Regions from separate parts of the Homo sapiens genome. Here region 2 is linked to region 1. Evidence: chromatin loops called from intact Hi-C (ENCODE). Cell type or tissue: ascending aorta. All regions are shown on one strand. Links, peaks and the distances in the headings refer to the core of each region. The heading gives the core; the rest is flanking DNA.

Region 1 (17,000 bases), core at 7,890-11,889:
TAATTTGAAATAGCATTGAATCTGTAAATTGCTTTGGGAAGTATGGTGAAATCACCTTAGATCATTATAATGTGCGCTCAGATTTGGAAAACACTGTCCTGAATATAGTTATCTGAAGTTTTAAATGGAGGCCTATTTTATATCTAAGGTATTGGAATACAAATGAATAGTGATAAACGCCAGTGTCTTAGCTATAAGTTTTAGAATTTATAACATTGTCTTTGAGAAAAATTTGTACTTCAAGTGTAATACAACTTTCAAAAACTGTCTTATTTTAGGCTATGTCCCCTCCAAAAGCAGAGTGTGTAAAAATTTCTGTAAAACATTTTATTTAGCATATAGTCTTAGGGAGCGAGGGTGAGAACCAAGAAAGTAAAACAAAAAAGACACAAAGCCAAAACAAAAGTGCACACCAAGCTGGTCACTCTATGGGTAAATAAGGCTTGATGTCACCAGGATCTTTTGAGAAGCCATAGAATGTCCCTGAGAATTGTTCACCCAAAGGCCAACTGAAGAAGTATTTACATATGGTTTCTCATCCACCATTGTTTAAAGATCAGCTGTCCGTGGATGCCTGCTGACTGTATCATGCTGGCATCCTATGCTGGGACATCAGAGAAGCCCCAAGGCAGAGAGAAAAAGGAGAGCACACTTGAGTTGAGACACTGTCAGCCCAAGTAAGTGGAAGCCTCCTGGGCTCAAATCTGGGGTAAGGCTGTAAAGATGTGAGGTGGAGAACAACAGACATCACAAGTTCTAATTTAATAAGATTACAATTGTAATACACATCAATTACTAAGTGGTATATCAAAATAATGTGTACATTAGAATTAACTGAGCAGAAAGTATTAGATAAATAATAATACCATCATGATTTTTAAATAACCACTTTAGCTGGAGATATATTTATAACAATGCCCTATAGCAATTTAGGTTATAGAGTTTAATGTTTTAAATTATTTTCCAAAAACTTTGTACTATGTTCAGATAAGTAATCACCCCTTGCTAGCCAGACCAATAAAGCAGAAAAGAGAGAAGAATCAAATAGACGCAATACATATTGATAAAGGGGATATCATCACTGATCCCACAGTAATACAAACTACCATCAGAGAATACTATAAACACCTCTACACAAATAAACTAGACAATCTAGAAGAAATGGATACATTCCTGGACACATACACCCTCCCAAGTCTAAATCAGGAAGAAGTCGAATCCCTGAATAGACCAGTAACAAGTTCTGAAATTGAGGCAGTAATTAATAGCCTATCAACCAAAAAAAGTCCAGGTCCAGAGGGATTTACAGCCGAATTCTACCAGAGGTGCAAAGAGGAGCTTGTACCATTCCTTCTGAAACTATTCCAAACAATAGAAGAAGAAAGAATCCTCCCTAACTCATTTTATGAGGCCAGCATCATCCTGATACCAAAATCTGGCAGAGACACAACAAAAAAAGAAAATTTTAGGCCAATATCCCTGATGAACATTGATGCGAAAATGCTCAGTAAAATACTGGCAAACCGAATCCAGCAGCACATCAAAAAGCTTATCCACCATGATCAAGTCGGCTTCATCCTTGGGATGCCAGGCTGGTTCAACATACGCAAATCAATAAATGGAATCCATCACATAAACAGAACCAATGACAAAAACCAACTGATTATCTCAATAGATGCAGAAAAGGCCTTTGACAAAATTCAACACCCCTTCATGCTAAAAACTCTCAATAAACTAGGTATTGATGGAACATATCTCAAAATAATAAGAGCTATTTTTGACAAACCCACAGCCAATATCATACTGAATGTGCAAAAACTGGAAGCATTCCCTTTGAAAACCAGCACAAGACAAGGATGCCCTCTCTCACCACTCCTATTCAACATAGTATTGGAAGTAATCACCCCTATAAGGATTGTGTTCCAAGACCCCTAATGGATGCCTGAACCCATGGATGTCATCAAACCCTGTATATACTGTGTTCCTTCCTGTACATAGGAAATTATCATAAAGTATAATTTATAAATTAGGCAGGATAAGAAATTAATAACAATAATGGATAACAAAATACTAAATTAAAATAATATACTACAATAAAAGTTACATGAATGTGGTCTCTTTCAAAATATCTTATTGTACTATACTCATCTTTTTTCCTGTTATGAAGAAGGGATGAAGTGGGATGCTACACTATTTCATCATGCTAGTCAGAATGGCCGCTATTTAAAACTTGTGTATTGTTTATTCCTGGAATTTTTCATTTCATATTTTCTGACTATGGTTGACTGCAGGTAAATGAAACCACAGGAAGCGAAACCATGGATAAGGGAGATTTTCGTATGTTAAAAAACATTTTTAATGTTTTAGTATGAATAATTTTAACATGTACAAAAGTAGAGAGGCTAACACAATGAGCCTCCCCACTCCTACCCCAGCTTCACTAATCATCAACTCAAGTTACTTTTGTTTCATCTGTATTCTTACCTCCTGTCATCCAATTATCATGAAGCAAACCAGACATCATGTCATCTCATTAAAAAAAAGTTTTCTTGGCCGGGCGCAGTGGTTCACACCTGTAATCCCAGCACTTTGGGAGGCCGAGGTGGGTGGATCACTTGAGGTCAGGAGTTCAAGACCAGCCTGGCCAACCTGGTGAAACCCCATCTCTACTAAAAATACAAATATTAGCTGGGAGTGGTGGCGGGCACCTGTAATCCCAGCTACTTGGGAGGCTAAGGCAGGAGAATCACTTGAACCCGGGGGGTGGAGGTTGCAGTGAGCCGAGATTACACCATTGCACTCCTGCCTGGGTGACAGAGTGAGACTCTGTCTCAAAAAAAAAAAAAAGTTTTCTTAAGTATCTTTAAAACGTAAGTATCATTAACAAAATTCATAAGTAAAATATTTTTACATCCATGAAGAGTAAGAAAATTTCCTCAATATAATCAAACCTCTTTATGTTTTTCTGATTATCTTATGTATTTTTTTAATAGTTGATCAATTGTTTTGTCTGAATCAGGATCCAAACAAGGTTCACATATTGAATGCAGTGATTATGTTTCATATCTCTTGTAAACTTTGGGTTTCTCCTTGTTCTCTTTCTTTGCCATTTATTCACTGAAGAAATCTGGTGTTTTGTCCTATGGAATTTTTCATGTTCTGGATTTTGTCCAAAAACTTTATAAGGTTTTAAATAATCAAGACTTCAGAAGAAAAAGTCTAGCAGAATAGATAAGGAAATGGCTAACTTAGGACCACAGTTGTCCTTTTTTTCCCCGTTTGTCACTAGCAAAACCCTACAGAAGCAGATGGTTAATTAATTTCGGTGGTCATCCAGATTGGTGCTGACTTTCAGAATCTAAATGGTTAACATTGTTTGGGGATCCAAAATTCAGGAATATATCAAGGCAAAGGTGTAGATTATGAAAATAATATATATACATTGTATACAGATGATATGATTTGGCTCTGTGTCCCCATCCAAATCTCATCTTGAATTGTGATCGCCATGTGTCAAGGGAGGAACCTGGTTTCCCTCATGCTATTCTCCTGAAAGTGAGTGAGTCTCACAAGATCTGATGGTGTTAAAAGTGGCAGATTCTCCTGTGCTCACACTTCATTTCTCTTTTCTGTTGCCATGTGAAGAAGGCATGGCAATCACCTTCCACCATGATTTTAAGTTTCCTGAGTTTTCCCCAGCCATGTGGAACTGTGAGTCATTTAAACCTCTTTCCTTTATAAATTACCCAGTCTCAAATATATATGCATGAAATACAAATACGTGTATATATACGAAATATATATACACAAATAGATATATTTTGTATATATACAGATATATACACATATTTATATTTCATGCATATATATTTATATTTGTGTGTGTTTTAAACATGTTTAAATATATGAATTAAAGGCTTGTTTTCATTTTTCTTGAAAAGTTTACCCAGTCAATAAATGAAAGCTTTCAGCCCACATTTCTGCTGGTAAACAAGATAGAAAACCATATATTCCAAACTTCTTTTGCTGTTAAAGGGATTTCTTTCAACCCTAAAATATATATTCATGCTTTGCCTGCATTACAACTATTTTGGATATAGACCTAATTTCTTGATTTATGATAAATAAACATTTCATCCTGTCATAACCATCTTGCTTATATTCAAAATAAACAGTGTGCATTATTTGGAAATAGTGTAAATGTTGGAGTTATTCAGAGCCATAGAAGCAAGACACAATTGCTTCTCTACTACCCTAGTAACCTCCCAACTAATCTTCCCACTTCTATTTCCACCACTCTCCCTAACTTATTCTCCATATGGCTGACAAAATGATGTTTTTATGCTTAATTCTGGTTAGCAGAATAAGCATTTTTTAAACTTACAAATACAGAAATACATTTTAGAAAGAAAAGTCGATAAAATGGTTCAAAGTAGTTCTTTGGAGTTGAAATCAGGATGGGATTTTTTCCTAATTATTACAATATAATTGCTGTAATATCATTTGATGTTTTGTACACATGTATTATACATGTGTTATTTTGGCAAAATAACTTTTTTTGTCAAGGAACACAGTTGTAACTGCTGCATCCTTGATGAGGCTATCCACTACCATCCTGCCATCTCCGTCTTGGGGCTGCTTTAAATTATCCTTCCCAAGTCCTGTTTCTTCATCTTTTCCTTCAATTCTAAAAATTCCTTTTTAGTTGGGGTTGATTTCAGCTGTTTGCAACCGAAGAGCTCTGATTGATATACATGGACAAATGTGCGTCTCATCTTACGTCTCTCCAGTGGATCCCCACTGCCTACAGAGCAGTAAAGGGCCTTGGCTGGCCATCTGAGGACCTTCGGGACCAGGCCCCTCTTCTCGCCATCAGGTCTCTGTCACCATTTTTGTTTCTAGGGGAGCCAGTCACAGAAACTGACTGTGCATCTATGGGTGTGCTAGGCTCTCCCTTTTTTCTGGAGTGATGCTTCTTCTTTCTTTGGCAGATGGTTATTCACTTTCAGTCCTTGGCTCAGGTATCAGCTCCACCACAAAAACACCACTGAGTCCTTCATTTGTGCTCCTATAGAGCCCATATATACCTCTACTTACTATTCCCTGCCAAAGATTGATACTATTTCTTATGTATCTGTCTTCTCCATCAGACTCTAAGATAATCAAGAGCACAGCTTCGTTTATTTTTATACTTCCAATGCCTCCTACATCCCATCACACTCAAATTTAATTTTTATTTTTATTTTTATTTTTATTGATCATTCTTGGGTGTTTCTCACAGAGGGGGATTTGGCAGGGTCATAGGACAATAGTGGAGGGAAGGTCAGCAGATAAACAAGTGAACAAAGGTCTCTGGTTTTCCTAGGCAGAGGACCCTGCGGCCTTCCGCAGTGTTTGTGTCCCTGGGTACTTGAGATTAGGGAGTGGTGATGACTCTTAACGAGCATGCTGCCTTCAAGCATCTGTTTAACAAAGCACATCTTGCACTGCCCTTAATCCATTTAACCCTGAGTGGACACAGCACATGTTTCAGAGAGCACAGGGTTGGGGGTAAGGTCACAGATCAACAGGATCCCAAGGCAGAATAATTTTTCTTAGTACAGAACAAAATGAAAAGTCTCCCATGTCTACTTCTTTCCACACAGACACGGCAACCATCCAATTTCTCAATCTTTTCCCAACCTTTCCCCGCTTTCTATTCCACAAAACCACCATTGTCATCATGGCCCGTTCTCAATGAGCTGTTGGGCACACCTCCCAGACGGGGTGGTGGCCGGGCAGAGGGGCTCCTCACTTCCCAGTAGGGGTGGCCGGGCAGAGGCGCCCCTCACCTCCTGGACGGGGCGGCTGGCCGGGCGGGGGGCTGACCCCCCACCTCCCTCCCGGACGGGGCGGCTGGCCGGGCGGGGGGCTGACCCCCCACCTCCCTCCCGGACGGGGTGGCTGGCCGGGTGGGGGGCTGACCCCCACCTCCCTCCCGGACGGGGCGGCTGCTGGGCGGAGACGCTCCTCACTTCCCAGACGGGGTGGCTGCCAGGCGGAGGGGCTCCTCACTTCTCAGACGGGGCGGCTGCCGGGAGGAGGGGCTCCTCACTTCTCAGACGGGGCGGTTGCCAGGCGGAGGGTCTCCTCCCTTCTCAGACGGGGTGGCTGGGCAGAGACGCGCCTCACCTCCCAGACGGGGTCGCGGCCGGGCAGAGGCGCTCCTCACATCCCAGACGGGGCGGCGGGGCAAAGGCGCTCCCCACATCTCAGACGATGGGCGGCCAGGCAGAGACGCTCCTCACTTCCTAGATGGGATGGCAGCCGGGAAGAGGCGCTCCTCACTTCCTAGATGGGATGGCGGCCGGGCAGAGATGCTCCTTACATTCCAGACTGGGCAGCCAGGCAGAGGGGCTCCTCACATCCCAGACGATGGGCGGCCAGGCAGAGACGCTCCTCACTTCCCAGACGGGGTGGCGGCCGGGCAGAGGCTGCACTCTGGGCACTTTGGGAGGCCAAGGCAGGCGGCTGGGAGGTGGAGGTTGTAGCGAGCCGAGATCACGCCACTGCACTCCAGCCTGGGCACCATTGAGCACTGAGTGAACCAGACACCGTCTGCAATCCCGGCACCTCCGGAGGCCGAGGCTGGCGGATCACTCGCGGTTAGGAGCTGGAGACCAGCCTGGCCAACACAGCGAAACCCCGTCTCCACCAAAAAAAATACGAAAACCAGTCAGGCGTGGCGGCGCGCGCCTGCAATCGCAGGCACTCGGCAGGCTGAGGCAGGAGAATCAGGCAGGGAGGTTGCAGTGAGCCGAGATGGCAGCAGTACAGTCCAGCTTCAGCTCGGCATCAGAGGGAGACCGTGGAAAGAGAGAGAGAGGGAGACCGTGGGGAGAGGGAGACGGAGAGGGAGAGGGAGAGCTTAAATTTTTTGTGAGCTGAAATGGATACTTCTGAATCATAAAAGGGGTTAAATTATATATTACATAATTTGCATGTTAGTTTTTTTAAAACCTCTATCCAAAAAGGTACTTTAAAAAATACTAATGTTAACAACACTCAAAAATCAAGTCAGCTCTCCTATGTATGATGGTTGGTCTTTAATGGATAAAGAGTAAAGCTCTATTGACCTTTCGGGGAGAAATCATCAGGCTCTCCTTGATTGCACTGCCATGACGACATGGCAACATCAGTATGATCTATTTAAACATATACTAAAATCTAAATGTCTAGGGATCTGTCCTTGTTCACATTCATTTGCTAGGGCTGCTGTAACACAGTACCACAAACTGAGTGACTAGCTTACAGTTATGGAGACTAGAAGTTCTAAATCACGGTTTCAGTAGGGTTAGTTTCTTCTGAGGGCAATGTGGGAGAATCTGTTCCATGCCTCTCCGCAGCTTCTGGTGGTTGCTGGCAATCTTTGCAGTTCCTTGGCTTATAGATGCATCACCCCAATATCCTCCTTCATCTTCACGCTGCATTCTCCCTGTGTATGTGTCTGAGTCCAACTTTTTCCTTTTATAAGGATACCACTCATACTGGGTTAGGGCATGTCCTAATGAACTCATCTTAACTGGATCATCTGCAAAGACTCTATTTCCAAATGAAATCACACTCACAGGGGATAGGGCTTCAACATCTTTTTGAAGGACAAAATTCAACTCATAATAAGTGTCTACTGTGATCTCTTGCCACTTTCCCTTCCCTGGTTACACTGGCCTTCTTCTGTTCCTAGAACAGATCAATGGATTGCCCTTCTCACTCTCATGGATTTGGTACTTCCTATTCTTTATACTTGGAAAACTCTTTACCTGTCCACTATAATCTTCTTTAGATCTGAGGGCCAAGCCAGAGAGTCTGGCCCTGACCACTCTATCAAGGGATGTCCCTCCAGCTACCTGCTGTTAGTCTATTTATTTCTGTATAACCCTTACCACTCCCTGAAATCATCTTGTTCTTTTATGTGTTTGCCTCTCCTATCTAGAATGGAAGTTCCAGGACCACAAAGATCTCACCTTTCTTCTTAATGATGCACCCTCAACACCTAAAACAGTACTGGGTGTATAGTAGAGGCTCACTAAAGAATGACTGTGTTACATTGAATTAAATGTACTCACAAGTAAGGTAAAAAGACAATCATTTGGAGTCACATAAACAGATAGCATAAAAATTTACCAAGGAAACAATAAAAACGAGGATGTTATCCAACAGTTATTTTTTTCAAATATGGAAACACCACTATCCTCCCTTCTCCCATGACTCAACGTTGCCTTGGATCACACGTCACTTTTGTTTTAACATAGCCTCCACTGACCACCCTATTTAAAATCACATCTCTCTACCTGAGCCAGTATTCCCACATAATTCTTTGTTGTTCTATTGTTCCATAACACTTATCATTTCTAAAATACTCTATAATAAACTTATTCATGCTGCTTTTTAAAATTGCCTTTGTCTTCTCCAGTAAAGACATTTGTCCGTTTTTTTCACTGAAGTAGCAAAAGAATTTAGAACAGTGCCTGGTACCTAGTAGGTGCTCAATAAATACTTGTAGATGGCTGAATGAGAAGTGCTGTCTTGCCCTTTCAGGTTCCAAATTGTTTACTTGGGCACTATGGCAATAACAGAAGCTTATTTGTAAATGAAAATGTAAAAGAAAATTCCAGATTAAAGAAGAGAGAATTCGAATCAATATGGTGTGCACAATGCTCAGTGTTTTTATGCAGGTTCTTTCTATCCTTGCTTAACATTTTGATGTTTATTGGTTCCCACATATTAAGTTCCCATTAGGTTAAGTGAATCCTGCAGGAGCTGTATTGGTTCTGAACTCCGGGCTTCACTTTTGCCTTGACCATAATTGAGGTTTTTGTCATTCTCTAGGCTGAGTGGTTAGTGGTTAGTAGTCAGTGCAGTCTCTAGCCAGGCCTATTATATTTCCTTTTTCTAAAGAAACGTTTTCCCCGCACCATACCAACATAAAAGGCCTCCCAACAATCCAGACCAACCTTTGTCTTAATGGAGTCTGAAGTTCACTCCCCTGTTTATGATGTGTAACAACTGAAGTGGGAGATATAAAGTTTGCAGCTATTATGTAATCAAAAACATTTGTGTTTTCCCAAAAAGGAAGGAGGAGGCAAGAAGGGGATGGGGAGATGGGGAGGGGCGGGGGATAGGAAAAGGAAAACCCCCAGATTTAGAAGCTCAGAGCCTGTGCTGTGAGCAGGAAGTTGAAACTCATCCAGCTGTCACATAAAAACAAAAGAAAAATACTTTATGTATTCAATCATTATTAAGGCTCTGCATGTCTATTTCCCATGTTATTTGCCAGCAAGTATATATTGGTTTTCAAATGCTAGCATTTTAAGAGCAGTAAAAATATTTGCTTTTAAGTTAAAAATTGCTTCATTTCTGAAGGCCATAAAAACAAAAATTCATGTGGTAAAAGAGAAAAAAAAATATGTTACTCTCACCCTCAGCTTCAAGCATTCTTTACTGAAACCAAAGAGCCCTCTATTGCTAACTTGGAAGGGCACTTTCTAGATGGAGAGTTGCTGTAGGCTGAGCCAGCAGTGCACCAGTCCCAAAAATGTTTTTTAGGAATAAAGTACCCAGTTTCCAGTGATGTTGTAGAGGTGGACAGGACTTAAAGGCTAGCAGATGATCGCCCTTTGGGCTGCCAGCACATGCTTCTTCTATAGAGAGGAGGTCTCTTTAAGCCAAACTGAAAGACGGGAAATTTGGGGAAGTAAAAGTTTTTTTGGGCATCTTTCTCTTTTAGCTTCTCTGTATGAATAGGGAAACCACAATTGGAATTGAATTATTAAATTTATGAATCTTAGCATTGTGAAGTGTTAGAACTAGAAAATACTGAAGAAAGCAAAGGCCTAACTCTGTATTTTGCAGTTGAGAAAATTGGAGCACAGAGAAATGCTGTGACTTTGCCAAGGTCATGAGTCTATTCAGCATCTGGGCCAAGCTTCAAACTCACTCACATAGTTGTCTGAAAATAAACATTGAATGAAAGTATTCTGATTGTGATTTACTCATTTTCCCTCTTTGGTCGTCTAATAAGTGTTTTTGTGCTGTCCTCTAAAACCTTATAGAAAGATTATTTTACTACTTCTGGAGGAGAAAACTCACATATCACTATTTAGTCTATTTACTTCATTTCTATAAAAGACCATCTTGAGAATGTGTTTTATACACTCCAGGTCCACATAAACATAAAATTTGATCCCTTATGAATAGAAATGTTTGTAGTGGATTCTTAAAAGGCAACAGTGTTCTGATGCAGCTTTCCCACAGGAAAGAGTTCCCGAATTCCCAAATTCCTGTTGATGATGCCAATTTCTCTTGAAATTAAGACTTTGTTTATTTCACCCTCACTGTCATTCTTGCCCATTCACCATACCTCCAGTTTAAGTTCAGCCTCTTTTTTTTTTTTTTTGAGATGGAGTCTCGCTCTGTCGCCCACGCTGGAGTGCAGTGGCACAATCTCGGCTCACTGCAACTTCCGCCTCCCGGGTTCAAGCGATTCTCCTGCCTCAGCCTCCTGAGTAGCTAGGATTACAAGCGCACACCACTATGCCCAGCTAATTTTTTAATTTTTATTTTTATTAGAGATGGGGTTTCACCATGTTGGCCAGGCTGGTCTCAAACTCCTGACCTTGTGATCTGCCCACCTTGGCCTCCCAAAGTGCTGGGATTACAGGCGTGAGTGAGCCACTGCACCCGGCCAAATTCAGCCTCTCTTTAGATACTTCTGTCTTAGCTCCTTACTCAACACCTTTTTGGCTTCAGTTCAAAATTGCTCTCCGAGAGGACTAAATAACCTTGATGCTCATTGTCACCTCTTTACTGCCCTTAGTCATTGATTGGCATGTTTTTGTCTATCCAGGTCCTGGTGCAAAGTGCCCTGCTAAGTTCTCCTGAGCTTAACATCTTCTTTCTATTAATACATCCTAAATTCTTGACACTTTTATCTTCTCTCTTACTTTCTATATTTATTACGTTTGAAATAAATACACACAAAATAATACATCAATCAACTTCATCCCTGTAACTCTTGCATATATGCATGTGTGTAGTTTTAACAAATGATAATACAAACACTTGTGTGTACACCATCAAGTTTAAGAAATAGAATACTGTTGATGTTGTTGAAGCCATTATAGGCTCCTCCTGATTGCACCTGCCTCCCTTCCAAATATTTATTATTCCATTGCTTTTCTTTATAATTTTACTATTTATGCATATGCCCCTAAGAGATGTTTAGTTTTGCTTTTGTTGAGGTTTAAAAACATGGCACCATATATATATATATATAGCTTTTTGTGACTTGCTTTTCCTGCTTACTATTTTGTTAAATTATTGCTTATCAATACATGTTACTTAATTAGTTTTCATTGCAGTAAGGAATTCCATTATATGACTATTTCACAACTTATTCATACTTTCTACTTTTGACTGATAGATATTTGGGTATTCTCAGTTATTTGTTTTTACAGAAATTGCTGTTATGAACATGTTTATTCATGTCTCCTGGCTTATTCATTAAATATTTTCTCCAGAGTATAAAAGAATAAATTTATTTTTACATTATAGGCTATAAGTATTTTCAACATTATACCTCAACATTATTAGGTAATGTAAAACTGTTTCCTGAAGTCACTGTACCATTTATATTCCCATTACTCCACAATCTCTCCAAAACTTGGATTTATCCAACTGTTTTTTGTTTTTGTTTTTTGCTAATTTGGGTGTGTGAAATTTTATCTCATTCATAATATTAATATGCATTTCCCTAGTTATTAATGCAGTTGAACATTTTTACATTCAGACAGGCCATTCCTGTTTCCTCTTTTAATATATGAACATGCATATTCATGCATTTTGCCTACTTCTAAGAAATTGAATGGTCTGTCTTTCTGTTGTTTATTTATATGAGTTCTTTTTATATTCTAGATTCTAGGCTTTTTGTTCATAATGTATTGTAAATATTGTCTATGAATTTGTGACTTTTTTACTTTTTTGGGGTTTCCTTTTGATGTTCAAAAGTTCCTAATTTTAATATAGTCAAATTTCTTTACTTTTCTTCATAATTAGCATTTTAAAAATTTTGTTTAAGAAATCCTTCTCTGCCTTGGGTTCACGAATTATTCTGCTAGTTCTTTCTAAAACTGTAAAATTTTTCTCTAGAGCTATATGGATTTTGTATGACTGTGTAGTATGAGATATAATCTTCTTTTTCTTATGAATAGGCAAATGGACCACTACTATTTATTGAACAGTCTAATCTTTCCTCACTAATCTGTAACAAAAGCTCTGTTATATATCAGGTTTCCATATTTGGCTGAGTTTATTTGGGGCTCTGTATTTCATTCCACTGGGCTATGTGTTTATATCTGTACCAATAGCATATTTACTTATTAGATTAATTTTATATTAAGGAAAGATTTCTGGTGTGGTGAGTCCTTTCAATATAATTCTTTAAGAATATCTTGGCTACAACAAGCTTCACAAAATGAGTTGGGCAGTTTTCCTCTTTTTCTCTTATTTGAAAAAGTTTTGTGTAAGATTGAAATTACCTGTTTCTTAAATATTTGATCTAATTTATCTGAAAATGTCTTTACCAGGTGCTCTATTTGTGAGAAGATTTAATTGGATTGAATTCCTTTAATAATAAAAAGTTCTTCAAGATTTTTATGTCTTCTGTCATTTGGTTAAGTTACATTTTTCTAATAATGTGTGCAGCTCACCTAATTCCTCAAATTTATTGGCACAGAGGCTTTAATGATAGTCTCTTGCTATCTTTTTAAACGGAGTTCCTTCTCCAGTTGTGTCCTCTTTTGTATTCATAATATTATTCATCTGTGCCTCCTTTTTTTCCCTTTAATCTTACCAAAAGTGGATCAATTTTATTAGACTTTTAGAAGATACATTTTTGGCTTTTTTGATCCTCTCTATTGGATCTTTGATTTTTCTTTTATTAACGCATCACCATTCCTTCAATGGTACATTTCTTTCTGATATTGCTCTAATCCTTTAGCAAATAACTTCATAAATGAGTTCACAGTTTGCTGAAGGAACAGGTGACAGGTTAAGGAATTTCACACCATTCCCTCCCTGACTTTAGCAGAGATTGGCTATTGCCCAGTTGGGCAGAAAGTAGCTTTGGGTTCGACAGGGTGGTATATGGTATTAGGAATATCCATAACATCAGAGTCTGAAGAGGATACACATATGCCTTTGACAGCCCTAATCACATTACCATACATTTGATACTAAGATTTTCTTACTTGCTTGTTTAAACTACATACTGGTGAATTTCCAAAAATGCAATTTTTACCTATATGAGAGAGATAACAATTTCCCACCGATTAAATATTTTGACAGGGTGAGCGATTAATAAGGGAAGACAAGGAGATAGAATTGCTGAGGATGGAATGAATTCTTGAAATGAATACACTTGACTATGAGATAAAATGAAAAAATAAAAAGAGGAAGAAATATTGGCAATTATTTTTCATTCACATAATAACTTACAGTTTTCTTTTTCAGACATCTGAATAAGCAAAACCTCATTTGATTCTCTAATAGCCCCACTATCAGTGAGTTGGGTAAAGCAAGTATTCTAGAGAATATAGAAGGAGAAGCAAGTACCTGGGGGTGGTTTCCTTAGGAAAGGAAGTCATCTGCTTGACTGAAGACAGCCTTAATAATGAAACAACTGATAAATTTTTAAAACATTTTGTCGAATTGCTGTGATGCATAGAGTACCTTGAATAGATTTTGAGATGAACTTGATTAACAGGCAACTTGTTTCAATTGACATAACCTTCCTGAGAGTCATCGTTATTCCTTACACTGATTTCCTCTTCAGAATCTAAGATATAATATACATCTTTAATTTATCTCATCACTCTAGTGAGGCACCTTCCAGCATATGCTTTTGAATTTGTTAACTGAAGGCATATCTTGAGTTTGTAATCCATGAAAGCTGGTATTAAAGACAAAATAAATATACTTCAGGAAAGATAACATTTTTCACAACAGATGTGAGAGCAAAGAAACTGCTGACATGTTTATTAGCAATGGATAAACTGAATGTTTCAGTTTGGCCCAGCACCCAGAAAATGCAGATGTGTATCCAGATGCAAACCTCTAGAGTCTGCAAAATAAAATTTGTATTGGACATTTTACAAGATCTTTGGCACTTCCTGCTTGACAAGAAGTACCCCTGAGGGCCACCTATCTCATGATATTTAGGCAGTTTTTCCCCTACTCTTGTAAGAGCCAAGAATTGCAGAGGGCAGAGGGCACAGTACAAAAAAAAAAAAAAGAAAAAGAAAAGAAAGAAAGCAACAAAGAAAGGAAGAAAGAGGAGGAGAAAAAAATAGAAATGAGAAGTTTACTGAACTTTTTTGACCTTCAAGTTAGGATTTTTAAAAAGTGGGTCTGGAATATGAGATGACTCAGTCATCTTTCTTCACCCTAGGTTATTTTTACTAGTTGTGAACACACCAAGCATTCCTTAGCTCTTGCGAACATTTATTTGAATGCGTAAGGTCTCAGTTTAATTCCTGTCTTTTCCCTGGTGGGAAAGTACTTGACTAAAGTCTTAGCTAATTTCAGAATGCAGTGATTTTTTTTTAATGTATGGACAAATCCTAACCAAAAAGTAAGGCTCCATATAGGAATCTATGCTTTTAACAATATCTATTTAGGATAGAAAATACATTAGAGAGTGTCCAAAAACTAAATAATTTGGTATTGTGCCTACTCTAGGGGGATGTATGGCTGAGTTAATTAAATTATTGATTAAAGAATCTTCCTTACAACTCATTTTCAACAAAGAAGGAGCCAAGAACATACAATGATGAAAGAACAGCCTCTTAAATAAATGATGCTGGGAAAACTGTATATCCATATGCAGAAGAATAAAACTAGGACCCTATCTCTCACGATATACAAAAGTCAAATAAAAAGGAATTAAATATTTAAATCTAAGACCTAACACTATGAAACCACTAGAAGAAAATGTTGGGAAAATGCTCCAGGACATTGGTCTGAGCAAAGATTTTTTGTGTAAGACCTCAAAAGCACAGGCAACAAAAGCAAAAATAGGCAAATGAGATTATATCAAGCTAAAACACTTCTGCACATCAAAGGAAACAATCAGCAAAATGAAGAGAACCACAGAATGGAAGAAAATATTTGCAGACTATCCATCTGTCAAGGGATTCAAAACCAGAATATATAAGGAGCTAAAACAACTCAATAGCACAAAAACAAATAATCCGATTTAAAAATGGGCAAAATATGTGAATAGACATTTCTCAAATGAAGACATATAAATGACCAACAGGTATATGAAAAATGCTCAACATCACTAATCATCAGGGAAATGCAATCAAAGCTACAATGAGATATTATCTCACCCCAGTTAGAATGGCTTTTATCAAAAGACAGAATAACAGATACCGGCAACAATGTAAAGAAAGGGGAACCCTCCCACTGTTGTTGGGAATGTACATGAGTGCAGCCACTGTGGAGAACAGTATGGAGGTTTCTCAGAAAACTAAAAATAGAACTACCATATGATCCAGGAATTCCACTATTGCGTATATCTCCAAAAGAAAGAAAATCAATATATCAAAGAGATATCTGCACTTCTGTGTTTATTGCAGCACTATTCACCATAGCCAAAATATGGAATCAAACTATGTGGTCGTCAATGGGTGAATGGATAAAGAAAATGTGAGATGTATATAGATGTGGTATACAATGTGATCTATCTATCTATCTACAATGAAATATTATTCAGCCATAAAAAAAGAAATTCTGTAATTTGCAGCAAGATGGATGGAACTGGAAGTCATTATGTTAAGTGAAACGAGCCAAGCACACAAAGACAAATATCACATGTTCTCACTCATCTGTGTGACTTATAAAAGTGGATCTCATAAAAATAGAGAGTAGATTGATGGTTATCAGAGGCCAGGAAGGGTAGTGAGGAGGGGGTATGAAAAGAGATTGGTTAATGAGTATAAACATGCACCCAGAAGAAATAGGATCTTGTGTTCAGTACAACAGTAGGGTGACTATAGTTAACATTAATTGATTATACATTTCAAAGAGATCGAAGAGAATAATTAGAATATCTTAGCATAAAGAAAATATAAATATTTAGGGTGATAAATATCCCAATTACCCTGATTTGATTATATGAATATGTCAAATTATCATATGTGCCCCCAAAATATGTATATGTAATACATATCAATAAAACGAGAATCTGACTTTTCATCAGTTAGTTTTTAAAAAATTAACAACAGTAATAGATATAATTTATTCAACCACATAAGCCAAGTACTGTGCCAATTGCTTTACATGCCGATAGTAACAATTGCTAACATTTGATCAGTTAGCGTGTTACTCATTATGGTAAGCTGTTTACTTGCATTATTTTATTTAATTCTTTCAAAAATTCCTTAAAGTCAATTTCACTATTATGTATATTTGCTGTATGACAAGACTAAGGCTTAGAAAACTTAAGTGATTCTGTAAGATGTTTGACAATAAATTTAACTGAGGGAAAGCTGTTTTGAGATGTTTGGATTGTTTTTGTAATGGTGAAATTATTTTTGTGAACTTGTTTAGAACTTAGAAGGCCTTGAAAGTTGCAATGGCATTTAATTCATACACCTAACAAATTACATGCTGATTTGCTCATGACTTGTCACTACTATTCTCTCCTTGGTGCCAGGAGAATATGAATCTGTAGTGAGTTGTTCAAATAACTGCACTTCTTTGAGGCACCAGGACTCAGAAACCAAGAACCCAGTAAAGAACGTGGGGTCAAGACAGAAATTAGTACACAAAAAGTAGATATTTAAAACAATAGATTTTCATCAGATCAAGCAACAATAACCAAGTGAAAGTGTTATTTAAAAATTGGTGATACAATCCCCAGGAACCCCCTTCATTGTGGCTTCTGGCTTTCTTTATTT
Region 2 (13,176 bases), core at 2,134-6,133, 220 kb after region 1:
TAAATGTGGCCTATTTTAAGTGGGTCACCAGATGTATTGTTTTGTTAGTCCTTCCTGGAATTGTAAGAGTAGGGAAGGCTTTCAGGGGCTGGGAGTATATGTGGAAATGCAAGAAGGCTGGTTGAGCTTTAGTACTGTGAGAATAAAGGAATCCATGAGGAAGCCTGATAACTGGGACATAAAATATAAGTAAATATGTAGGAATTTGTTCAGTATTAGTGCTAATATCTTTGCTTTCACAGGTAAGATTTTGGTTATTTGGTTTGGTTTGATTTGGTTTCATACCTCCTTGATGGTTGTAATTCATTCAGCAAAAATGTATTGACCATCTATGTGACAGCATTCTGCTGAATAGCAATAAAAATGCAAAGGCAATGTCATGTTGGGACTCAAAAGCAATACCCCAAAATGAAGGCAGCCTCAGAAGCAAAAGTTTTTCTCTGACCTTTCTTCCTTCCTGTCTCTCAGTCCCATTTTCCCATGAGGCTACCCATAGAAACTAAAATCCCTCTTCCCCAAGGCAGTTCATGGAAAGGAGAACCCCTTTTCGTCAAAGCCAGCCATAAAACCTTAAACTATTATTGTAACTTTCCCCTCATCTTTCTGTGTAAAAACTGCCCATAAAGAAATTATTTAATCTACGTTGTTTGACTATAGGTCATAGGTCCCCATTCCAGAGAGGGCTTTGCCCCATATCCAGGAGGAAGGAACACATGCTCAGGAGGCCAAGAAGAATCCAGACAAGCTTTGCTGGGTCTCCCCATTCAGTCTGCTAGCATTAGGTCATGCCTTTTTTGGCCCAATCATATTTCTACACTACTATCTATGGTTCTGTCTCATGAACTTAAGCATAAAAATAAACAATTTCCTTTATATCTTTGGATCTTCATTCTGAGGATATCTACACTACATGAAACTATGATCAAATAAATTTGTATGCCTTTTCGCCTATTAATCTGCCTCGTGTCAGTGAGTTTCAGCAAACCTTTAGAGAGTGAAGGGGAAGTTTTTCTTTGGACACAACACCTTCCAGAGCCCACATTCTAGAGTAGATAGATAAACAGATATATCCATTCCCCCCGAGGCTACCCATACAAAAATACAGCAAGTGAGGAGGAAAGGGGAGAATCAGGGAAGGTCTCTTTGAGAAAGTAGTTTTATAGCAGAGACCCTAAGGAAGTGAAAGGTGTATACTATGTGTGTACCAAGCAGAGGTAACAGCAAAGGCAAAGCCCTGGAGACCAGGGTGTGCTTGGCCATTCCTGGAACAGTAAAGAGGGAAGGGCCCAGAGAGCACACGTCCTTGTGAGCCTCTAGCTTTACTCAAGCCTTCCTAAAGTTAAAGATGAGGGAGAGAAGTGGCGTGGGGTAGAACTTGGGTACTCTTACTTATTGGAAAGTTGAAGTTGAGGTAGAGAGACAACCTGCTTCTGGCATCCCCAAGCAACTGATCACAGAGGATGGAATATGGCTAGCAAGGACTTAAAGAGTGAGGAAAGAAAGGAGAGATCTTTGCCCACTGAAGCTAAGTAAGTTAACTACTTTTAGATGGAAGACTAGGCAAGGATTACAATGTCCTATCCCAGCCAGTGATCATTTCCACATTATCCCTCATTTCAGAGCCTGCACAATTCTACTGTTGACATTACTGTGGAAACTTGGCTATATCAATAGGGTTATCTAAAGTTAAACCAAAATAAACTTTATCTTAGAAAGTTTGTTATTAAGGACAAAAAAAGGAAAAGACATTTTATTCATTGTTCTCTGTTTCAAACTCTCCATACTTCTCCTTCCTCCTCATTCTGCCATTACCTGATTCATTGGTATCTCCAGAGTTGAAGAGGTTCCTTCTCATTTTCTTTATTTCTTGATAAAAATATTTAAGTGACAAATAGATTGTATATATTCAAAGTGTAGAACATGATGACTTGATATTTGTAAACACTGTGTATCACCACAACCAAATTCATTAATACATCCCTCACCACCCATGCAATATATTAGATTCCCAGAATTTGTTCATCTCATAACTGAAAGTCTGTTGAAAGGCACTGAAGAGCAGAGACAGCATTTCTCTGCCATCCTGGCATGAAGGCCTAGATGATAGTCACTAAGGCTGGAATGAAAAGTTTTACTGGCAGGAACCTGTTGCCTCATCCTGATCTGTAAGTCTCAATATGAGATAATTTCTTTTCCTTCCAACTGGACTTTGACTTCACTATCCTTTTCTCTCTGGTATTGTTCACAAGCTTTTCACATATTCTGTAGGTCATCTCCCGGTTTGGGACTTATGATATGATTCCATCTCCTACTTTCAGCTCTGCCCTGAACAACTTAAACAAAAACAGACAAGTAAAAGAATGTCGGCTTTTAAGTTATTCATTTATTCAATTAACATTAATGAATACCTACTACATGCTAGCCATTGTGTCTAGGTGCTCGGAATGAAACTGGGAATAACACATACCTGGCTAATGTATGGTGTGAGAGAATGTGCAGACCAGAAAGGAAAATTATTCCGCTTCCAAATCCACTTATATCCTCTGATATTTATGGAGATCCCATCAGATCCCAGCAGTCCTCATTTCATAAACCTTCCCTAAGTGGGATCCCCAAAGGATTCAAGATTTACTAAGGAGAAAGATCTTCCTAGAGCCTCAAACATAAATTAGATGCTCCTACTCCCATTATTATCTTTCTTGGCATTTAACACAATTAAAACTATACATTTATGGGCCAGGCACAGTGGCTCATGCCTGTAATCCCAGTACTTTGGGAGGCCGAGGCAGGCAAATCACAAGGTCAGGAGTCTGAGATCAGCCTGGCCAATACAGTGAAAGCCCATCTCTACTAAAAATACAAAAATTAGCCGGGAGTGGTGGCATGTGCCTGTAGTCCCAGCTACTTGGGAGGAGAATCGCTTGAACCTGGGAGATGGAGGTTGCGATGAGCCGAGATTGTGCCACTGCACTCCAGCCTGGGTGACAGAGAGAAACTCTGTCTAAAAATAAATAAATAAATAAAATTATACATTTATTTGAGTGCATGTTTATTTCATGTCCACCCTTTACCAAATTTTCAAGTTACTTAAATCACTTTGTTACTTGTGTCCCCAGTGCCTAGCATAATGCCTGGCATAGGTACCAAAAAAATACTTGTCAGTTTATGGTTGAATGAAAAATTGAACAAATGAATCAAGTCCTTCCTGTTATCAGCTTGAAAGAGGACACCAAAAATTGAAACTAATCTTCTTACATGCTTCTCTGAAGGAGGGGCCATGATCATCACGCTTTAGATTTTAAATAATCCTGATGTTTCAGGGAAATTTAAAATTTAAATATGCCTGTTTGTATACTGAGTCACCTTCTTGCTGATCATCACAGGATTGAACTTACAAGGTAAGAGCATGATCTGAACATTGCACACCAAGCCCCAGACCAGGGCCTATGTTCAGGGTGCTCATCTTTCATTAGCCAAGGGTCTAATATCCTACTTTAGACAATTTGGGCTTCTGGCTTCTTAAACCAGTTTTTCTGGAACCAAGCTCTGCAGTCCCAGGCTCTGCTCACATTCCAGAGAGGGTTAGGGTTTCTCATTAATCTCTGTCTGGATCCTGTCCTCAAATTAGCGACCACTGAAATATAATCCCTGTCATGGGGAATGAAGAACTTGATCCATACAAAGTTAAGCTGAAGAACTGCTCCCTCTCTGAGACCAGTTGTCCCTGACTTCTCACTTCTCCCAGGCATAGCACAATGACTCAGGGAAGCCATTATTGCACTGTCACTACCAAGCAGCCATCCATCACTCCAAAAGGTTTATACAAGAGTCCTTTCTACATAACTTGACATTTTTTGCCCATATTTAGCACCAACAGAGAGCAGACTCCTGGAGTTGAGAAAGAAAAGGTACTTGGGTTCTGTATAGCTGAATTGATACTCTTTTCTCAGAATTAAAATAAAAGAGCAGGGTCTAGATAGGACCCATTCTGTGACAATTTGTCCTTACTTTTAGAACCTCATATGGCAGGTTTCGAATATGGAAGTGAGAAGAGTTGCCTAGAGCAAAATATGGAAATCCCAGAAAGTACTCAGAGACAGCATCAGGCCTCAGATGCTTAGAGGGGGCAGAAGTAACCTCTTCCAGGAGGTCTTGGTATAGTTCTTTTACAATGTAGCATGGTGATGAGGATCTCAGAGACTCACACTGCCAAGGTTCAACTCTAGCTATGTAACTTCTGGTAAGTTACTTACATTTTTTTATGCTTCAATTTACTGTTCTGTGAAACAAGATGAAAATGGTACCTATCTCTTAGGAATATTATGAGAATTTAGTATATTTAAAGCATTTACGGAAGTGCCTAGCAAATAGCAATACATATGTACGATTATTACTTAACATCAAAAGTCTGAGTTAGATGTTGAATTAGAACTTTCTAAAGTCAGCTCCATCTCTAAGTTTCAAGATTACAGATATCTTCTAATATACATACTATTTATAAAATTAGGGAATTTTATAAGCTTGCAAAAGAAACTCAATATAAATGATATTTTTACCACTGTAATGATTTGTACTATAGCAATTATCTTAAATCGATATATAAAATTATTTGTGTGTGTGTGTGTGTGTGTGTGTGTGTATGTGTGTGTTTATCCAGAAAAGGGGCCTATACTTTCATCAAATTTCAAATGACAAAAAGAAAAGTCAACTCTTCTGTAGTATTCTCTGAGACAGAGTGAATAGACCAAAAACCAAACAATTTAAAGTTCAGGTTACCTGTGTGGTTAAGTTAATTACCACACATATTTTCTTTAAATAAACAAACAAACAAAAATTACGTTTACACAATTTTTGAAATGTCTTAAATCTAAATAAATGGATTATAAATACTCAAATGAAGATAAAAGTTTATTAAATACCTCCTTAGTGCATATTGAGAGGAGTGATTTAATAATACACTATGTTAATGAAGAAGAGATGATAAATCTCTTTAAGACAAGTAAAGAGAGTGAAAGACCAAGAAAGGACAGGTCCAGGATTTGATCAGAAAAGGCTCAGAATGTCTTTCTGGATAATCTTCTTGTATGGTGAGCATTTGCCTCAGGCCTGGCCACAGGATTAGTCTTTCCAGTAGAGGTCTAGCTCTCTCAACCAGAGGTCTGCTGCCAGTGGGATCATCTCAAGATCTAGCACCAGCCCCAGCCCTCTTCAGAATGGCCATTCCTCTTAAAGATAATCTGAACCTCTCGATGCACATCAAGGAAATAGAAAAGCAAGAACAAATCATATTCAAAATTAGCAGAAGGAAAAAAATAATAAAGATCAGAGCAGAACTAAACAGAGATTTAAAAAAATACAAAGGGTCAATGGGAAGTTGTTTTTTTAAGAAGATAAATAAAATTGATAAACTGCTAGCTAGACTAATAATAAAAAGAGAGAGAGATGGTCCAAATAAAATTAGAAACAAAAAAGGAGACATTACAACTGATCCCACTTAAATACGAAGGACTATCAGAGAACAACTACATGCTAACAGGTAGTTATATATAATATGAAAAATTACATGTAATAAGAACAACTACATATTATATGTAATATGAACAACTACATGCTAACAAACTGGAAAACCCAGAGAAAATGAATAAATTATAGGACATGTACAACATTGAACCAGAAAGAAGTAGAAAACCCAAACAGGCAAATAATGAGTAATGAAAGTGAATCAGTAATAAAAAATCTCCCAGTAGAGAAAAGCCCAGGACTGGATGGCTCTACTGCCAAATTCTATCAAACTTACAAAGAAAAAATAGCACCAATTATCTTCAAAGGATTCCAAAAAATTGCAGAGGAGGGAATTCTCTCTAATTCATTCTAGCAGGTCAGCATCACCCATTACCAAAATCAGGCCAAGACATACACCAAAAAAAAGGAAACCACAGGCGAATATTCCTGATGAAAATAGATGCAGAAATCCTCAATAAAATGTTAGCAAACTTAAACCAACAGCACATCAAGAAAAGATAATACACTATGATCAAGTGGGATTTATCCCAGGGATGTAAGGATAGTTCAACGTATGCAGATCAATAAACATGATACATCACATCAACAGAATGAAGGACAAAAACTTTATGATCATCTAAATTGATACACAAAAAGGATTTAACAAAATTTGACATCCTTCATTATAAAAATTCTCAACAAACTAGGCATAGAAGGAACATAGCTCAACATATTGAATGCGGAAAAGCTGAAATCCTTTCCTTTAATAACTGGATCAAGACAAGAATGCTCCCTTTCCCCACTTCTATTCAATGTAGCAATGTAAGTCCTCATCAGAGCAATCAGGCAAGAGAAAGAAATAAAATGCATTCAAATTAGAAAAGAGAAAGTTGAATTGTCCCTCTTTGCAGGTGACATAATGACATAATATTGTATATAGAAAAGCCCTAAAGACTATACTATAAAACTGTCAGAATTGATAACAAGTTCAGTAAAGATGCAGAATACAAAATTAACATGTAAAAATAAGTAGCATTTCTATACACCAATAACAAACTAGCTGAGAAAGAAATCAAGAAAGCAATCCCATTTATAATACCTACAAACAAATGTACCTAGGAATACATTTAACCAAGGAGGTGAAAGACCTCTACAAGAAAAACTACAAAACACTGATGAAAGAAATTGAAGAGAACAAAAACAAATGAAAAGACATCCCACGTTTTTTGGAAGAATTTGAAGATTGGAAGATTTAATATCATTAAAATGACCATACTGCCCAAAGCAACCTACAGATTCAATGCAATCTCTATCAAAATATGAATGAAATTATTCACAGATGTAGAGAAACAATCCAAAAATTTGTATAGAACCACAGAATAGCTCAAACAGCCAAAGCAATACTGAGCAAAAAGAAGAAAGCTGGAGGTGTCGTACTACCTGACTTCCAGATATACTGCAGAGCTATAGTAACCAAAAGAGCATGACATTTGTATAAAAACAGACATGTAGATAAAACTGAACGGAATAAAGAACCCCCAAATAAGTCCACATGTTTACAGCCAATTGATTTCTGACAAAGGTGCCAAGAACATACCCTGGGGAAAGAACACCCTCTTCAATAAATGATGCTGAGAAAACTGGAAATACATATACAGAAGAATGAAACTAGACCCCAAACTCACACTGTATACAAAGAATCAACTCAAAATGGATTACAGGCTTAAATGTAAGACTTGAAACTATAAAACCACTAGAAGAAGATATAGGGGAAATGCTCTGGGACATTGATCTAGACAAAGATCTTAGGGAGGGCTAAGATCTCAAAAGCACAGGCAGTGGGAAAAAAAATGACAAATTAGACTATATTAAATTAAAACTCTTCTGCACGGCAGAGAAAACAATCAACAGAGTGAACAAATAGCCTGTTGAATAGGAGAAAATATTTGCAAACTATTCTTCTGACAGGGGGCTAACATCCAGAATATACAAGAAGCTCAAACAACTCAACAGCAAAAAACAAATAATCTCATTAAAATGGGCAAAGAATCTGAGAAGACATATCTCAAAAGAAAACATACAAATGGCCAAGCAGTATATGAAAAAATGCTCAACACTATTAATCATCAGGGAAATGAAAATCAAAACCACAATGTGATACCATCTTACCCTAGTTAGGATGGCTATTATCAAAAAGACAATAAATTCTGGAGAGGATGTAGAGAAAAAAGGAACTTTTATACACTATTGGTGGGAATGTAAATTGGTACAGCCATTATAAACAACAGCATGAAAGTTTCTCAAAAAAGTAAAAATAGGAGAACTTCTGGCCAACATAGCCAATTAGGAGGAGCTGCAGTCTACAGCAACACAGAGAGAAATGAAAGGGGCTAGTGAATACAGCACCTTCAACTAAAATATCCAAGTTCTCACATAGGGACTGATTAGGGAAACAATTCAACACACAGAGAACAAAGAAAAGCAGGGTGGGATGATGGCCCACTTGGGAACAACATGGAGCCAAGGGAACCCCCAACCACACCCAAAGGGAGTGGTGAGTGACTGTGCGACGCTGGGAAACCATGCTTCTCCCATTGATCTTGGCAACCTGCAGATCAGGAGATCCCCCTGTGGCCCACGCTATCAGAATCTTGGTTCTGACCCACAGAGCTGTGTGGAGTCTTGGCAGAGCAGCTGCTCAGGCACGCAGAGAGACCCAGGAGCTTTAGATACTCTGGCCTCAGGAACCCCAACAAACATGTCTGCAACTCAGGCAAGGTGGGACAACTGCATGCACGCTAGGAAGGGGCAGAATCCAGGGAGCTGAGAATCCAGGGAGCTGAGCAGATAAGACCTACTGGCTTGGAATCCCAGCTTGGTAGCTACCAGCAACAGAATGGAATAGGTCTGAGATGGGACAGAGCCCCGGTCGGGGGTTGGGGGTGAAGGGCAGGCACCATCTCTGCTGTTTGGTCAACTCAGCAGTTCCAGCCTTTGGGCTTTGGAGAGTCCAGACAGTCTGAACGAGGAAGGGTCTCCCCACCAGCACAACATAGCGGCTTTGCCAGATCATTGGCAGACTGCTTCTTTAAGCAGGGACCTGACCCACTTCTCAATGGGCAGGATCTCCCAGTTGGACCCTACAGCCATGCCTGCCAGCAGGTATTAGGGAAAGAGTGCTGATCTCTCCCTGGGATAGAGTGCCTGGGGATGGGGAAGGCTGCCACCTGGGTTGGTTGGATGACAGCCATTCCAGCCTGTGGGCTTTAAAGAGTCCAATCTGACAGGGGAAAAGGCAGTTCCCCACCACAACACAGCTGTTTTGTGGAGGCATGGCCAGACTGCTTCTTTAAGCAGGACCCCCAATCCACTCCTCCTCATAGGGTGTGTCCTCCCATCCAGGGCCTTCAGACACCCCTGCCCATGTTCTCCCTGGGACAGAGTGCCTGAGAGGCAGGGCAGGCCACCACTGTGGTTATTCGAGCTTCTTAGCTGGTCCAGCCTGAGGGCCTTGGTAGACCCCAAACCCATCAGACACTGAAGGGATCTCCGACACCACAAAGCTGCTCTACCAAAAAGCAGCCAGACTACTTCTTTAAGCTGGTCCATGATCCTGTTCCTCCTGACTGGGTGAAACCTCCCAACCAGGGTCTCCAGCCACCTCCTACAGGTGTGTTCCAGCTGGCGATAGGTCAGTACTTCCCTGGGAAGGAGCTTCCAGAGGAAGGGCAGGCTGCCATCTTTGATGTATTGCAGCCTTCACTGATGATGCCTCCAGGTATGGGAAAAACTGAGGCAACTAGGGTTTGGAGCAGACACCCAGCAAACTGCAGCAGCCCTATGGAAGAGTCAGCAGGCTGTTAAAAGAAAAACAAACAAAGAGAAAACAACAACAACAAAACCCCACAAAAACCCCATCTAAAGATCAGCAACCTCAAAGATCAAAGGTAGATAAGCCCGCCAAGATGAGAAAGAATCAACACAAAAATGCTGTAAACTCAAAAAGTCCCCATTTTCCTCCAAATGATCACAACACCTCTCCAGCAAGGGCTGAGGCTGAGCCTTTGGGCTGAGGCTGATGGCTGAAATGACAGAATTAGGCTTCAGAAGGTGGGTAATAATGAATTTTGCTGAGCTAAAGGAACATGTTGTAACACAATGCAAAGAAGCTAAGAATCATGATAAAACAACACAGGAGCTGACAGCCAAAACAGGCAGTTTAAAGAAGAACATAACCAGCATGTTAGAGCTGAAAAACACACTACAAGAACTTCACAATGCAATCACAAGTATTAATAGCAGAATAGACCAAGTGCAGGAAAAAAACTCAGAACATGAAGACCATCATTCTGAAATAAGATAGGCAGACAAGAATAGAGAAAAAAAATGAAAAGGAATGAACAAAACCTCTGAGAAATATGAGATTATGTAGAGACCAAATCTATGACTGATTGGGGTACCTGAAAGAGACAGAGAGAATGGAAGCAAGTGGGAAAACATACTTTAGGATATCATCCAGGAGAACTTCCCCAACCTAGCAAGACAGGCCAACATTAAAATTCAGGAAATGCAGAGAACCACAGTAAGATACTTCATGAGAATATCATGCACAAGAGACATAATCATCAGATTCTCCAAGGTCAAAATGGAAGAAAAAATGTTAAGTGCAGCCAAAGAGAAAAGCCATATCATCTACAAAGGCAAGCCTATGAGACTAACAGTGGACCTCCCCACAGAAACCCTACCAGCTAGAAGAAATGGGGGGCCAATTCTTTAAGAATTCAACATTCTTAAAGAAAAGAATTTCCAACCCAGAATTTCATATCCAGCCAAACTGAGCTTCATAAGCAAAGGAGAAATGAGATTATTTTCAGACAAGCAAATGTGAAGAGAATTTGTTACCAATAGGCCTGCCTTGCAAGAGCTCCTGAAGGAGCACTAAATATGGAAAGTAAAAATCATTACCAGCCAATACAAAAATACACTAAAATACACAGACCAGTGACACTATGTAGCAACCACATAAACAAGTCTGCAAAATAACCAGCTAGCAACATGATGACAGGATCAAATCCACACGTAACAACACTAACCTTAAATGTAAATGGGCTAAAGGCCTCAGATAAGAGACACAGAGTGGTAAGCTGGATGAAGAAGCAAGACCATCAGTATGCTGTTGTCAAGAGATCCATCTCACACATAATGACACACACAGGCTCAAAACGAAGGGATGAAGGAAAATTTACCAAGCAAATGGAAAACAGGAAAAAGCAGGGGTTGCAATCCTAGTTTCTGGCAAAACAGACTTTAAACCAACAAAGATCAAAAACAAAGGGTATTACATGATGGTAAAGGGTTCAATTCAACAAGAAGATCTAGCTATCCTAAATATATATGCACCCAATACAGGAGCACCCAGATTTGTAAAGCAATTTCTTAGAGATTTTCAAAGTAACTTAGACTCCCACACAATAATAGTGGGAGACTTTAATATCCCACTGACAATATTAGACAGATCATTGAGAAAGAAAATTAACAAAGACATTCAGGACTTGAACTCAGTTCTGGATCAAGTGGACCTGTCAGATATATATAGAACTCTCCACCCAAAAACAACAAAGTATACTTTCTTCTCATTGCCACACAGCACTTACTCTAAAATTGATCATACCCAGAAGTAAAACACTCCTTAGCAAGTGCAAAAAAAGCGAAATCATAATAAACAGTCTCTCAGACCACAGCACAATCAAATTAGAATTCAAAATTAAGAAATTCACTCAAAACCATACAATTACATAGAAAGTGAACAACCTGCTCCTGAATGACTCTTAGGTAAATAATGAAATTAAGGCAAATACCAGGAAGTTCATTGAACCAATGAGAACAAAAATACAATGTACCAGAATCTCTGGGGCACAACTAAAGCATTGTTAAGAGGGAAATTTATAGCACTAATGACCACATCAAAAAAGCTAGAAAGATCTCAATTTAACAACCTAATCTTACAACTAAAAGAACTAGAGAACTAAGAACAAACAAACCCCAAAGCTAGCAGAAGACAAGAAAAAAAAATATCAGCTGAACTGAAGGAGACAGAACACAAAAAAGCCTTCAAAAAATCAATGAATCCAGGAGTTGATTTATTGAAAAAAATAATAAAATAGACTGCTAGCTAGACTAATAAAGAAAAAAAGAGAAGACTCAAATAAACACAATCAGAAATGATAAAAGGGACATCACTACTGACACCACAGAAATACAAACAACCACAAGAGAATACTGTAAGCACCTCCATGCACATAAACTAGAAAATCTAAAAGAAATGGATAAATTCCTGGACACATACACCCTCCCAAAACTGAACCAGGAAGAAACTGATTCCCCAAATAGACAAATAATGAGTTCTGAAATTGAGGCAGTAATAGCCTACCAACCAAAAAAAGCCCAGGACCAGATGGATTCACAGTTGAATTCTACTGAAGGTACAAAGAAGAGCTGGTACTATTTCTACTAAAACTATCCCCAAAAAATTGAAAAGGAGGGACTCCTCCCTAACTCATTGTATGAGGCCAGCATCATACTGATACCAAAACCTGGTAGAGATACAACAAAAATAGAAAACTCAGGCCAATCATAATGAACATTGATGCAAAAACCCTCTATAAACTGAATTCAGCAGTACATCGAAAAGCTAATCCACCACAATCAAGTAGGCTTCATCCCTGGGATGCAAGGTTGGTTCAACATATGCGAACCAATAAATGTGATTCATCACATAAATAGATCTAAAGACAAAAACCACGTGATTATTTCAATAGATGCAGAAAAGGCTTTCAATAAAATTCAACATTCCTTCATGTTAAAAACTTTCAGCCAGGCATAGTGACTGGCTGGGTGCATTGGCTTACACCTGTAATCCCAGCACTTTGGGAGGCCGAGGCAGGCAGATCACTTGAGGTCAGGAGTTTGATACCAGCCTGGCCAACATGGTGATACCCCATCTCTACTAAATATACAAAAATTAGCCAGGTGTAGTGGCGCACACCTGTAGTTCCAGCTACTTGGGAGGCTGAGGCAGGATAATCTTTTAAACTTTGGAGATGGAGCTCACAGTGAGCTGTGATCATGCCACTGCACTCCAACCTGGGCAACAAAGAAAGACTCTGGCAAAACAAAACAAAACAAAACAAAAAACCTCTCAATGAACTAGGTATTGAAGGAACATAGCTCAAAATAATAAGACCAATCCATAACCAATATCACACTGAATGGGCAAAAGCTGGAAGCAGTCCTCTTGAAAACTGGCACAGAACAAGGATGCCCTCTCTCACCATTCCTATTCAACATAGTATTGAAAGTTCTGGCCAGGGCAATCAGGCAAGAGAAAGAAATAAAGTGTATTCATACAGGAAGGGAGGAAGTCGAACTATCTTTGTTTGCAGATGACATGATCCCATATCTAGAAAACCCCATTGTCTCAGCCTAAAAGCTTCTGATGCTTCAACAAAGTCTGAGGATACAAAAGCAATGTGCAGAAATTACAAGCATTCCTATACACCAACAACAGGCAAGCAGAGTGCCAAATCATGAATGAACTCCCATTCACAATTGCCACAAAAAGAATAAGATGCCTAGGAGTAAAACTGACAAGGGAAACGAAGGACCTCTTCAAGG

What was found. Peaks named below come from ENCODE experiments on the same cell type or tissue, not always from the same donor. Only the 100,000 strongest peaks of a DNase experiment are listed, where the experiment ranks them.
Region 2: a loop joins it to region 1, with 3 times the contacts of the local background. A loop is called at or near these places in 1 of 110 quality-filtered maps.

The regions. Positions count from the first base shown.
Region 1 is chr1:170,408,130-170,425,129 of GRCh38, reverse strand. No RefSeq gene overlaps it. Among named protein-coding and RNA genes, the nearest start is that of GORAB, 120 kb to the left of the region's middle. In ascending aorta, for the core only: no CTCF peak of the experiment used is centred there; a DNase peak (open chromatin) is centred at 9,939; H3K27ac peaks cover 3,181 bases.
Region 2 is chr1:170,187,229-170,200,404 of GRCh38, reverse strand. All of the region lies in intron 1 of LINC01681 (long intergenic non-protein coding RNA 1681), which reads right to left. Among named protein-coding and RNA genes, the nearest start is that of LINC01681, 19 kb to the right of the region's middle. In ascending aorta, for the core only: no CTCF peak of the experiment used is centred there; a DNase peak (open chromatin) is centred at 3,754; H3K27ac peaks cover 2,332 bases.